2 separate regions of the Homo sapiens genome follow, and region 2 is linked to region 1. A link is an interaction called in ENCODE POLR2A ChIA-PET data of the cell type or tissue named here. Cell type or tissue: MCF 10A. All regions are shown on one strand. Each heading gives the region's core, and the rest is flanking DNA. Links, peaks and the distances in the headings are about the cores only.

Region 1 (5,376 bases), core at 209-5,208:
GGGGTGTCTGTCCTTTGTGCCATAGTATTTAGCCCTACTAGCTTCTATTCTACAGCCAATCTGACAAAATAATTTTTCATTTAATATTTATGAATCTGCAAGAATAGCCCAGAGGGTAGCAGATAAGGGCTCCAGGTAAGAGCCCGTCAGACTCTTATTTTGTAACCATTGTGGCTCCCCAAACTGTGAGGCATAGAGTTTATGCCATGTCAGGTTTTGCTGAATTTGATATGGAGTGTGAATAATAGTATCAGTTCTGCCTTCAAAGTATCCAGAATCTTCTATCAGCCCAGGCACGGTGGCTCACACCTATAATCCCAGCACCTTGGGAAGCTGAGGCAGGTGGATCACCTGAGGTCAGGAGTTCGAGACCAGCCTGGCCAACATGGCAAAACGCCACCTCTACTAAAAATACAAAAATTAGCCAGGTATGGTGGTGGTTCATGCATGTAATCCCAGCTATTCGGGAAGCTGAGGCAGGAGAATTGTTTGAATCTGGGAGATGAAATTTCAGTGAGCCAATATTACGCCACTGTACTCCACCCTGGGGGACAGAACGAGCCTCTGTCTCAAAAAAAAAAAAAAAAAAATCTTCTACCACTCTAATGTAGGTAGAAAAAAAATGCTTCTGGACTGGATGTGAGATGTGAATGAAATCTCAAAGTCAAGATGCTTCCAAGGTTGGGAGCCCTGAGAGAACTGGTAAGTTAGAGGCAGGAGATTGGGTTTTGCACATGTTGAGTCATCTTACTCTTGCAGCAGGTGGCATGGAGTGGTCACTGATGAAGGAAGTGTTGAACACTGCAGGTATCTTGTGCCAAATCTGGTGCTCATATGATGGCTTCAACTCCAGCATTGAGATCTGTCTAGAAGAGAAGGCTTAATTTATGGGCGTGGTAACCAACTTCAATGGATTAGCATCCTTTTTCTATGAGACATTAGCCCAATCCTAAATTAAGCTTTCCTAAATTAAGCTTTCTTGAGGGTTTTAGGAGAAAAATTTAGTGTGTGAGGGATTTTCTTGTTGCACGTGGCTAGGTGACTGACACAAAGTCATCAAAGTCTTGTTAGCCTACCACATTACTCTGTAAATAATTAGTAATTGGTAAATAGTGCATGATACACACATTCAAAGAGCATTAAGATTTTGTGAACTTCTGTAGAAGAGGCTGTCCTGAAGAATGGCACGTGTGCAAACTAGATAATGGAGTAAAACTTGGAAGTTGCTGCTGTTGATAATGTTGATTTGAAATTCCCTTTAGCCTGTGCCTTGGTGCATCTCTGCTGTGTACCTTATCTCCATCTTCCACACACCAGGGCAGCCTGCCCAGTGGAACAGACAGTATCTTCTTACTCCCTGCTTGCAGCTCTTTCTTCCTTTCATCTATCCTATGTCACAGTCTAACTCAGTCACTCACTCAATCATTCATTGAACAGATATCTGCTGATCTCTTTCTACACGCTAGACACCAGAACACATACCTGAACTGTCCTCGCCTTCAGTTGGCTTGCAGCTGAACTCTTGCTTTGGGGCAGGGCTGCTCACCCTTTCCACATCTTGGCATGCATAGACGTGGATAATGTTTACACAGCAGCCTGAGGTAAGCTGGAAGAGACTGGAGGTGTCTATTGAGGCTTGGGGAAAAGAACTCATTACATTTCTTTGTATAATTATTGTAAGAAGAATACACAGTAAAACATTAGAGCCATTAAATATCAAACATGCATAAAATCTACAATTACAGTTTTTATGTTTTTTTTTCCCAGAAACACATAAGATACCTTTGTGAACTGTAACAGCTAACCCTTAAGTGATGCTGATGCCCAAGCATGACATCTCCTTTCATCCCTAGAGCAACCTATTAGCCTTATTTCCCAGATGAGGAAACGGGCACTCAAAGTAAGGAAATGATTTGCTGAAAGTTACACAGCTGCTAAGCAGCAGAGGGGAGGGGTGAACCTAGGTGTGTGGCCTCCCTATCTGCGCCCTGTACCACTGCGCCATCCTGCCATCTTTTGGAATAGCCACCTACGATTCTAGATAAGGACCCTTAAATGATGATCTTTATACATTCTTCTTTTAAAAAATATTTTATTCTATTTTTTTTTTTTTGAGACACATTCTTACTTTGTTGCCCAGCCTGCCCTACTTCCTGGACTCAAGCAATCCTCCTGCCTCAACCTCTTCAGTAGCTGGGATTACAGGCATGCGCCATCAACACCCAGCTATTTTTGTGTAGAGACGGGGTCTCACTGTGTTGCCCAGTCTGGCCTCAAACTCCCGGGCTCAAGCAGTCTTCCTGCCTCAGTCTCCCAAAGTGTTGGGATTATAGGCATGAGCCACCACATCCAGCTTGGTCTCCATACATGCTTAAGAAAGGAAGGTGAGTGGCCAAGCTCCTCGGCCAGGCTTCAGCTGCATCTCTCTGACACACTCCTCCCGCATCCTGGCTCCGACCTCTTGCCATTCCCCCGACTGTGCACTTGTCTTCACTCTGTGACTCTGCATGTACTTTGTGCCCAGAGGCCATGTATTTCTGATGGATTTAGAAGTGGATTCCCATTTCCTTCAGTGTTTAAAACATAGCTCTATGTATATGTACAGTAGCATCTTCTGAGATTTAATGTACAGATAGGAAGTACTTACTTGCTAAAGAAGGGTTGATGGACAGATAACAAGGGCAAGCCTCAAAGGACATGGGTTATTTGAAGGGTTTATTTATAAACAAGCCGGCTCATGAGTACGGTTCACTTTTAGGACTTGAAACTCCCTTCTGAACATGAGTCTTCACTTGTGGTCTCCTTGCTGATTTTTCTGAGTTCCTAGATTTGATGCACAATAAACATACACATCTTGAGTAGTGGGTGCTCCATAAACAGGGAGGGAATTTGAGAACATCCACATTGACCTAGTCTGTCCTGGAGCTGTCCCTTCCTTGGCAGTCAACAGGTACTGGGTTAATGAGCACAGGCTGGTGATTCACCCTGCAGGAGACAGAGCGTTGGTCACGTTTCAGATGAAGCAATTGAACGGTTAGTGCTGATGGAAAGGCTTGTGGTTAGAGTCAGCCCCAATTGGCACATTTTTTTAATGGGCGCCAAAAGCTCCAGGGTGATCCCACAAAGATGTGGTCTTATATCGTGTCTTCCTCCAAGCTGTTGAGTCTTCGTAGACGTGATCTCATCGCATAGCTCCCGAAGTAGGCGGTGGTGGGAGTCTTATCTCCTGTCCCAGGTGGGGTCAGGAAGCACTTCCCTTCTGAACCACCGCTGCCTTCTCTCTGCAACTCTTCCAGGTTGTAAACACTTGCCCTTTCTGGTAGTCCAGGCGCCACTTTAACAAACAGGTCTGTTCTTATTACCATTTTCCAATCTGTCACTTCATGTCCCATGTCCCACATGGGCAGGCAACATGGCCTGCCCATGTGGCGGCACCTCCCCAGGCCTTCCACCTCGTGCTCCTCTGCAGCCCCTTGCCTGTCCCTGCCATCTTGCCATGCCCACGCCTGCATTGCTAAGAACACAGTTTACAGCCTGTGTTTTTTGTGCTGCCATTCTGCTGGCATATGGCCAGGACTGGAAAGCTTGATTCAGTATTAGACCATCATATATGGACAATAAGTGCTTAATTTGTTCTAGGCACTGTGTTAAGGGGGCAGAAGCAACCATGAGTAACATGGATTCAGGCCCTGCCAGGTTCTTCTTGTCCTAAGGGAACCACAGACACACAGCTGAGTGCGATTCAGATCATGGGCACCACAATGCCCTATCCAGAGGTGGGGGACACTCAGTGCTGCATCTCTCTCTGCGGAGTGGCTCTGTGACCATGGCCAGGCTTCCTGCTGCAGAGCAGCCCTGCACGGCCTCCCCCACTGTCCGGGGTCTTTCTGTATCTCCACCCCCCCATTTTTTTTTTTTTTTTTTTTTTTTTTGGAGATGGAGTCACACTTTGTCGCCAGGCTGGAGTGCAGTGGCGTGATCTCGGCTCACTGCAGCCTCCACCTCCCAGGTTTCAAGCAATTCACCTGCCTCAGCCTCCTGAGTAGCTGGAACTACAGGCACACACCACCATACCCAGCTAATTTTTGTATTTTTAGCAGAGACGGGATTTCACCATGTTGGCCAGGATGGTCTCGATCTCTTGACCTCTTGATCCACCTGCCTCGGCCTCCCAAAGTGCTGGGATTACAGGCGTGAGCCACCACGCCCAGCCATCTCCACCCCTTTCTTCTCTGCTGTCTGGGTAACTGTGGACTCCTTTCCGGAGCTCCCCGTTCTACATTTTCAGTTTCCTCCTGCCTGGTTGCCCTCCTCGTTGACCTTCAGAGTGCTCAGCCTTTCTTCTTCTGCTGAAGCCCTTTTTGTGGCCTTTGCCTGTTTTTGCCCTTGTCCCACAGCCAGCCTCAACGGTGTTCTTTTCTCTCTGCTCACCCTCCCTGTTTGCCTACAGCTCTGCGGAGCTGTCCTGAAAGGTGAAGGGGGCGCCTTCATCAGAGCCTCACCGCCCCGCGCCACTGGGCTGCATCTCTTCGGTACCCTCCTGCCTATTCTGTCTCCCCCATCTGAGTGCCTCCAGCTCTGCACCCACAGCCGCCCCCAGCCTGACCTGCTGATGCCGTATGTCCCAGTTTGAAAGCTTCCTCGAATGCCTGCAGACAGGAGCAAAACCCTGGAGAGCCTGGCCCCCATCTGTGGGTCCATCCCCCCATCTCCACCTACCCTTGCGTGCTGCTGCCATGGGCCCATCTTTCCCCAGGCTTCTGCTCTGGCTGTCCCATCTGCCAGGAATGCCTTTTCTCTCCCAGGGCTCTCCACCTGCCCAAAGTCTGGAACAGCTAGCCATGCCACCACCTCATCTTTCGGGTGGAAGGAGGCTTTCTCCTGTGGCCCTCATCCATTTTACCTGCCCTCTCCCGTGGTGGCCACCAGTCCCTGTGTTCTTCCCACAAGCAGTTTGAGCTACCTGTCCTGGACCGGTGTGGCTCCATGGGCCCCTGTTTTGTCTCCTTTCTTTCTTCTACGAGTCAGATCTCTAAGGGCCAGTCCTCCGCTGCTATAGCCAGCATGGGGCATTGTAAACAGTAGGCGTGTAATATATGACTCTTCGGCAGCTGCACCCTCTCCCTGGGGACAGGTTTCCTAGTCCCAGAGTTAGCCTGGAGGTGAGCTGAGGTTAAAGCCAGGTTCCCTGACTCCCACAGTTCTTCCCCTTAAATGTTTCTAGTTTTAGGTTCATCCTGAACTCACCAGTCCAACCACAAAAGTTTTCTGAGGAGAAGCAGAATTTAAGTCTCTTTCAGGCCCATCATCAAAATTCCCATATGTCCTTGACATAAGGCTAAATAGTCTATGGTGTGGCTTGTGCTAGGCTTTTGC
Region 2 (5,376 bases), core at 117-5,116, 200 kb before region 1:
ACCAAAATGCTGATAGTGATATAGGCAGTGAAGTCCAGGCTGCTGAGGTCTGAGATGGAAGTGAGGAACTTATTGGGAACTGGAGCAAAGGTCATGAGTGTTATGCCTTAACAAAGAACTTGGCTGCATTATGTCCATGCCCCAGGGATCTGTGGAAGTTTGAACTTAAGAGTGATAATTTTGAGTATGTGGCAGAAGAAATTTCTAAGCAGCAAAGCATTCAAGATGTGACCTCGTTGCTTCTAAAGAACTATGCTCAGATGTGGGAGCAAAGAAATGCCCTAAAGTTGGAACTTAGGGAAACAAAGAATAAAAATTTGGAAAATTTGCCACCTGAATGTATGGTACAAAAGAAAAGTCTCTTTTCAGGGGAGGAACTCAAGCAGGCTGTGGAGAAACCACTTGCTAGAGACATTTGCATAACTAAAAGAGATCCAAGTGCTAATATCCAAGACAATAGGAAAAAGGCCTCTAGGGCTTTTCAGAAGTCTCTGAGGCAGCTCCCCCCATCACAGGCCCAGAGGCCCAGGAGGACTGAATGGCTTTGTGGGCCAGGTCCAGGGTCCCTCTGCTCTGTGCAGCCTCAGTACACTGCTTCTCACATTCAGGCCACCCCAGCTTCAGTCTCAGCTCAGAGGACCCCAGGTACAGCTTGGGCTGCCACTTTGGAGAATGCAAGCCATAAGCCTTGGCAGCTTCCATGTGATGTTAAGCCTGCAGACATAGACTGCAAGAGTAAAGGAGGCTTGGCAGCCTCTGCCTAGATTTCAGAGGGTGTATGGGAAAGCCTGAATGCTCAGGCAGAAGCCCACTGCAGGGGCAGAGCCCTCATGGAGATACTCTACTAGGGCAGTGCAGAGGGGAATTGTGGGATTGGAGCCGCCACACAGAGTCCCCACTGGGACACTGCCTAGTGGAGCTGTGAGAAGGGGGGTCACCATCCTTCAGATCCCAGAATGGTAGATACACCAGCAGCTTGCATCCTGCACATGGAAAAGTGGCAGGCACTCAATAAGCTGTGAGAGCAGCTTCAGGGCCTGAACCCAGCAAAGCCACAGGGTCAAAGCTCCTCAAGGCCTTGGGAGACCACCCAGCACACCATGTGCCCAGAATGTGGGACATGTAGTCAAAAGAGATTATTTTGAAGATTTAAGACTTAGTGACTGCCCTGGTAGGTTCTGAACCTGCATGGGGCCTGTAGCTCCTTTCTTTTGTCTGATTTCTCCCTTTTGGGTTGGGAGTATTTACCCAATGTCTGTACCCTCATTGTATCTTGGACGTAAATAACTTGTTTTGATTTTATAGGTTTGTAGGTGAAAGGAACTCATTCTAGATGAGACTTTGGACTTGGGACTTTTGAGTTAATACTGGAATGAGTTAAGATTTTGGGGGACAATTGAGAAGCCCTGATTATATTTTGCAATGTAAGAAGGACATGAGATTTGTGGGGGGAGGGGGCAGGGGCTGAATGATATTGTTTGGATATTTGTCCCCACTGAAATCTCTTGTTGAAATGTACTCCCCAGTGCTGGAGGTGGGGCCTGTTGGGAGGTGTTTTGGTCATGGGGATAGATCCCTCATGGTTTGATGCTGTTCTCAGGCTAGTGAGTGAGTTCTCATGAGATCTGGTTGTTTAAAAAGTGTGGCATCTCCCCTGCCACTCTTGCTCCCCCTTTGTCTGCTGCCATGATTGTAAGCTTCCCGAGGCCTCCCCAGAAGCAGATGTTGACACTGTGCTTCCTGTATAGCCTGCAGAACCATGAGCCAATTAACCTGCTTTTCTTATAAATTATCCAGTCTCACGTATCTCTTTATATCAATGCAAGAACCACTTAATACACTGCATACTAGAGATACAAGCATATGTACTAAAGGTATGAAGTATGATGATTATAAACCCTAATTTCATGGTGGTGTTTATCTGTCTGTGGGGAGGTCAATATGCAGCCTGGGACTGGGTACCCAGAGGGCTTCCAATGTACTGATAATGTTTTATTTTTTCCATTGGATGGTGGATGCACAGTAGTTCATTGAATTATTCTATATGCCTTGTGTACATTTTAAATATTTCACAATATTTCCAAATAAATATTGAATTAGTTATAAAATGAAAAGCAAAAAGAGGAAGCAATAAAGGGAACTCCAATTTGGATTTATTGTTGATCTATGAAGATGAATTGTGTAAGAATCTTGGCAGAAAGGAAAATTTCAGAACAGATTCATGATGCTGAACATATTTACATATACCCTAGACTTTGGGGAAAGGAATTTTAAAAAAGAAAATATGTAAGAGTTACATTGACAGAGACTCAAATTTAAATTATAAGTATTCAAGTCCAAGGGATGTAAAATCCAACCAAGTGGTCGACACACAGCCCTTCTCCAGTGCCCCTAACCACCCCTGGGGGTTTGTGCAGAGCTTGGATTTTACAGGCCCTCTTCATAAGGTGGAAACAGGGCATCACCAAAAAGAAGCAAAACAGAGGCAGGAGCTATAGAGCAAGAAGACTAAGCCGAGAATAAGCTGATGCTCGCCAGAATACTGGAGCCCACAGAACATCCCTGCAGAGCAGAAAGCCTCCTTAAAGGCCCTGGCACCTGCCCGGGATGTGGGAAGGTCTGGTGATCTCCAGTAGCTCACAGAGGCTGAGAGCGGTCACCTGGCTCCTGGTGGCCCCTGGGGAGCTCTTCCAGCAGGAGAGAGAGCAGAGTCTTCAAAAGCCCATCACCAGCCAGCTGGCCTGAGAGACAGCAGTTCCTGAGTGGCTCTCTGCTTTCAGGAACTCAGATCAGAAGGCACGGAAGGAACTCACAGCAGGATCACACTGCTGTCATCTGGATACCAAGGACCAGGACATGGGCCAGGAAGCTGGTGTCTGGCAAGTGTCATTTTGTTTCAAAAAAGGCAAACAAAAAGAATGTCAAAAATTTGATTTTAATTTTTTGGCAGAAGACTTCCTCCCTTTCTCCTGTCCTTTCTTTTTTCCTCTTCCTTCTTTCCCTCCTTCCGTCCTGTCATCCTTCCTTTTTCCCCTTCTCATTCCCTTCCATCGCACTTTCTGTGCCCAGAAAATGACAGCAAGCTGCCATGCACCACTGTGCGAGTCCTCTTGCTCCTTGCATTGTCAGCTGCATTTCCATATCGTATATCTAGACTCCCAATTATAGGCCCAGTGCTGTTTTTCTTTATTATCTCCAGTGTCTGGCACAGTGCTAGTCATGAAATACACTTTCTGAATATGTTTGTGGAAGGAAGGAAGGAAGGAAGGAAGGAAGGAAGGAAGGAAGGAAGGAAGGAAGGAAGGAAGGAAGGGGCAACCCCCCTGGGGTTAATGCTGCCTGTGCTCCCTGAAGTTCATGAGGCTATGAATAAAGAATGAGGACCCCCTGTTCCCCACCCTCCCAGCCTTGTGGTGGTGGCTGGGTGTGCAGGGATGGAGGCTGTGTCTTTTGCAAAGTGTCCTCCACCCGAGGGCAAAAACTACATCATAAGTCAAAACCAGCAGGGGGGCCTCCCGAGCCATCGGTGCACGTAGCTCCATGCAGTGCTCTGTGAATGCGCCTCTGGATGTGTGCAGGTGCATGCGATGGAATCTATCTGATGCTATGAAGGGTGGTAACATTTGAAAAGGGGTGACGGGGAAGGAGAAGAAACACCTGTGCTCCTTTGTAGGTGAAGAAGCACCCTGCTTCCTTTGTAGGGGTAGTTTCAGAGGAGGCTGCTCAAACTGAAGGTTTAAAGAAGATCCAGGATCTCATTATACCTAAAATCTCCAAAATATAAAAAATCATCATAACAAGAACCAGGACAGTGTCCATTTGAATGACAAAATACAAGAGGCACCAACCCAGATGTTGGAATTATCTCACAAGGGTTTTAAAGCAGCCTTCATAAAAATGTTACAATAAGCAATTACAAACACTCTTGAAACAGGTGAAAAAGAGAAAATCTCAGCAAAGAAATCAGACACATAAGAACCAAATGGAAATTTTAGAACTTAAAAATACAATAACCAAAATAAAAACACTTAATGGATGGGCTCAACAGAATGAAGGGAACAGAAGAAAGAATCAATGAACTTGAAGACAGAACAATAGTAATTAGTCTAAACAACAGAAAGGGCTGAGTGGGGTGGCTCACCCCTGTAATCCCAGCATTTTGGGAGGCCGAGGTAGGTGGATCAACTGAGGTCAGGAGTTTGAGACCAGCATGGCTAGCATGGTGAAACCCTGCCTGTCTCTACTAAAACTATAAAAATTAGCTGGGCATAGTGGTGGGTGCCTGTAATCCCAGCTACTCGGGAGGCTGAGGCAGGAGAAACACTTGAACTTGGGAGGCAGAGGTTGCAGTGAGCTGAGATCATGCCATTGCACTCCAGCCTGGGCGACACAGGGAGACTCTGTCTCAGAAAAAATAAAATAAAATAAATTTTAAAAATGGCAGAAAATAGACCAGGCGCGGTGGCTCACGCCTGTAATCCCAGCACTTTGAGAGGCACAGGTGGGTGGATCACGAGGTCAAGAGATGGAGACCATCCTGGCCAACATGGTGAAACACCGTCTCTACTAAAAATACAAAAATTAGCTGGGCGTGGTGGCACCCACTGGTAGCCTCAGCTACTTGGGAGGCTGAGGCAGGAGAATCACTTGAACCCGGGAGGCAGAGGTTGCACTGATCTGAGCTCACGCCACTGCACTCCAGCCTGGAGATAGAATGAGACTCTGTCTCACAAAAAAAAGAAAAAAAAAAATGGCAGAAAATAGACCTGTGGCTAGGGATGGTTGGAGGTTGGAGAACATAGCCTCCAGGGACCTGTGGGACTGTAACAAAAAATCTAACATTCTCATCACTGGAATTTGAGAAGAAGCAGAGAGAGTGGGAGCTGAAGAAGTATTTAAAGAAATATGGTTGAAAGTGGTGGCTCATACTTTGGGAGACTGAGTTGGGCAGATCACAAGGTCAGGAGTTCGAGACCAGCCTGGCCAATATGGTGAAACCCCTTCTGTACTAAAAATACAAAAATCAGCAGGGCGTGGTGGTGGGTGCCTGTAGTCCCAGCTACTCGGTAGGCTGAGGCAGGAGAATCCCTTGAACCAGGGAGGCAGAGGTTGCAGTGAGCTGAGCTAGCACCCCTGCACTCCAGCCTGGGCGACAGAGTGAGACTCCGTCTCAAAAAAGAAAAGAAAAAAAAAGAAATATGGCTGAAAATTCCCCAAATTTAACAAAAGACATAGACCTTCAGATCTAAAAACCTGGGTGAACCACAGACAAAATAAATACAAATAAATCCAAGCCAAGACCCAACATAAACTTCTGAAAACTAAAGACAAAGGGAAAAATATCAAAAGTGGTTTGAGAGAAATGACACCCTACTT

What was found. Peaks named below come from ENCODE experiments on the same cell type or tissue, not always from the same donor. Only the 100,000 strongest peaks of a DNase experiment are listed, where the experiment ranks them.
Region 2: POLR2A ChIA-PET joins it to region 1 with 6 read pairs; 2 of 35 experiments call an interaction of 5 or more read pairs at or near these places.

What each region holds. Positions count from the first base shown.
Region 1 is chr13:20,991,592-20,996,967 of GRCh38, reverse strand. All of the region lies in intron 2 of LATS2 (large tumor suppressor kinase 2), which reads left to right. Among named protein-coding and RNA genes, the nearest start is that of LINC00367, 45 kb to the right of the region's middle. In MCF 10A, for the core only: no CTCF peak of the experiment used is centred there; a DNase peak (open chromatin) is centred at 3,017.
Region 2 is chr13:21,195,942-21,201,317 of GRCh38, reverse strand. No RefSeq gene overlaps it. Among named protein-coding and RNA genes, the nearest start is that of MRPL57, 22 kb to the right of the region's middle. In MCF 10A, for the core only: no CTCF peak of the experiment used is centred there; no DNase peak of the experiment used is centred there.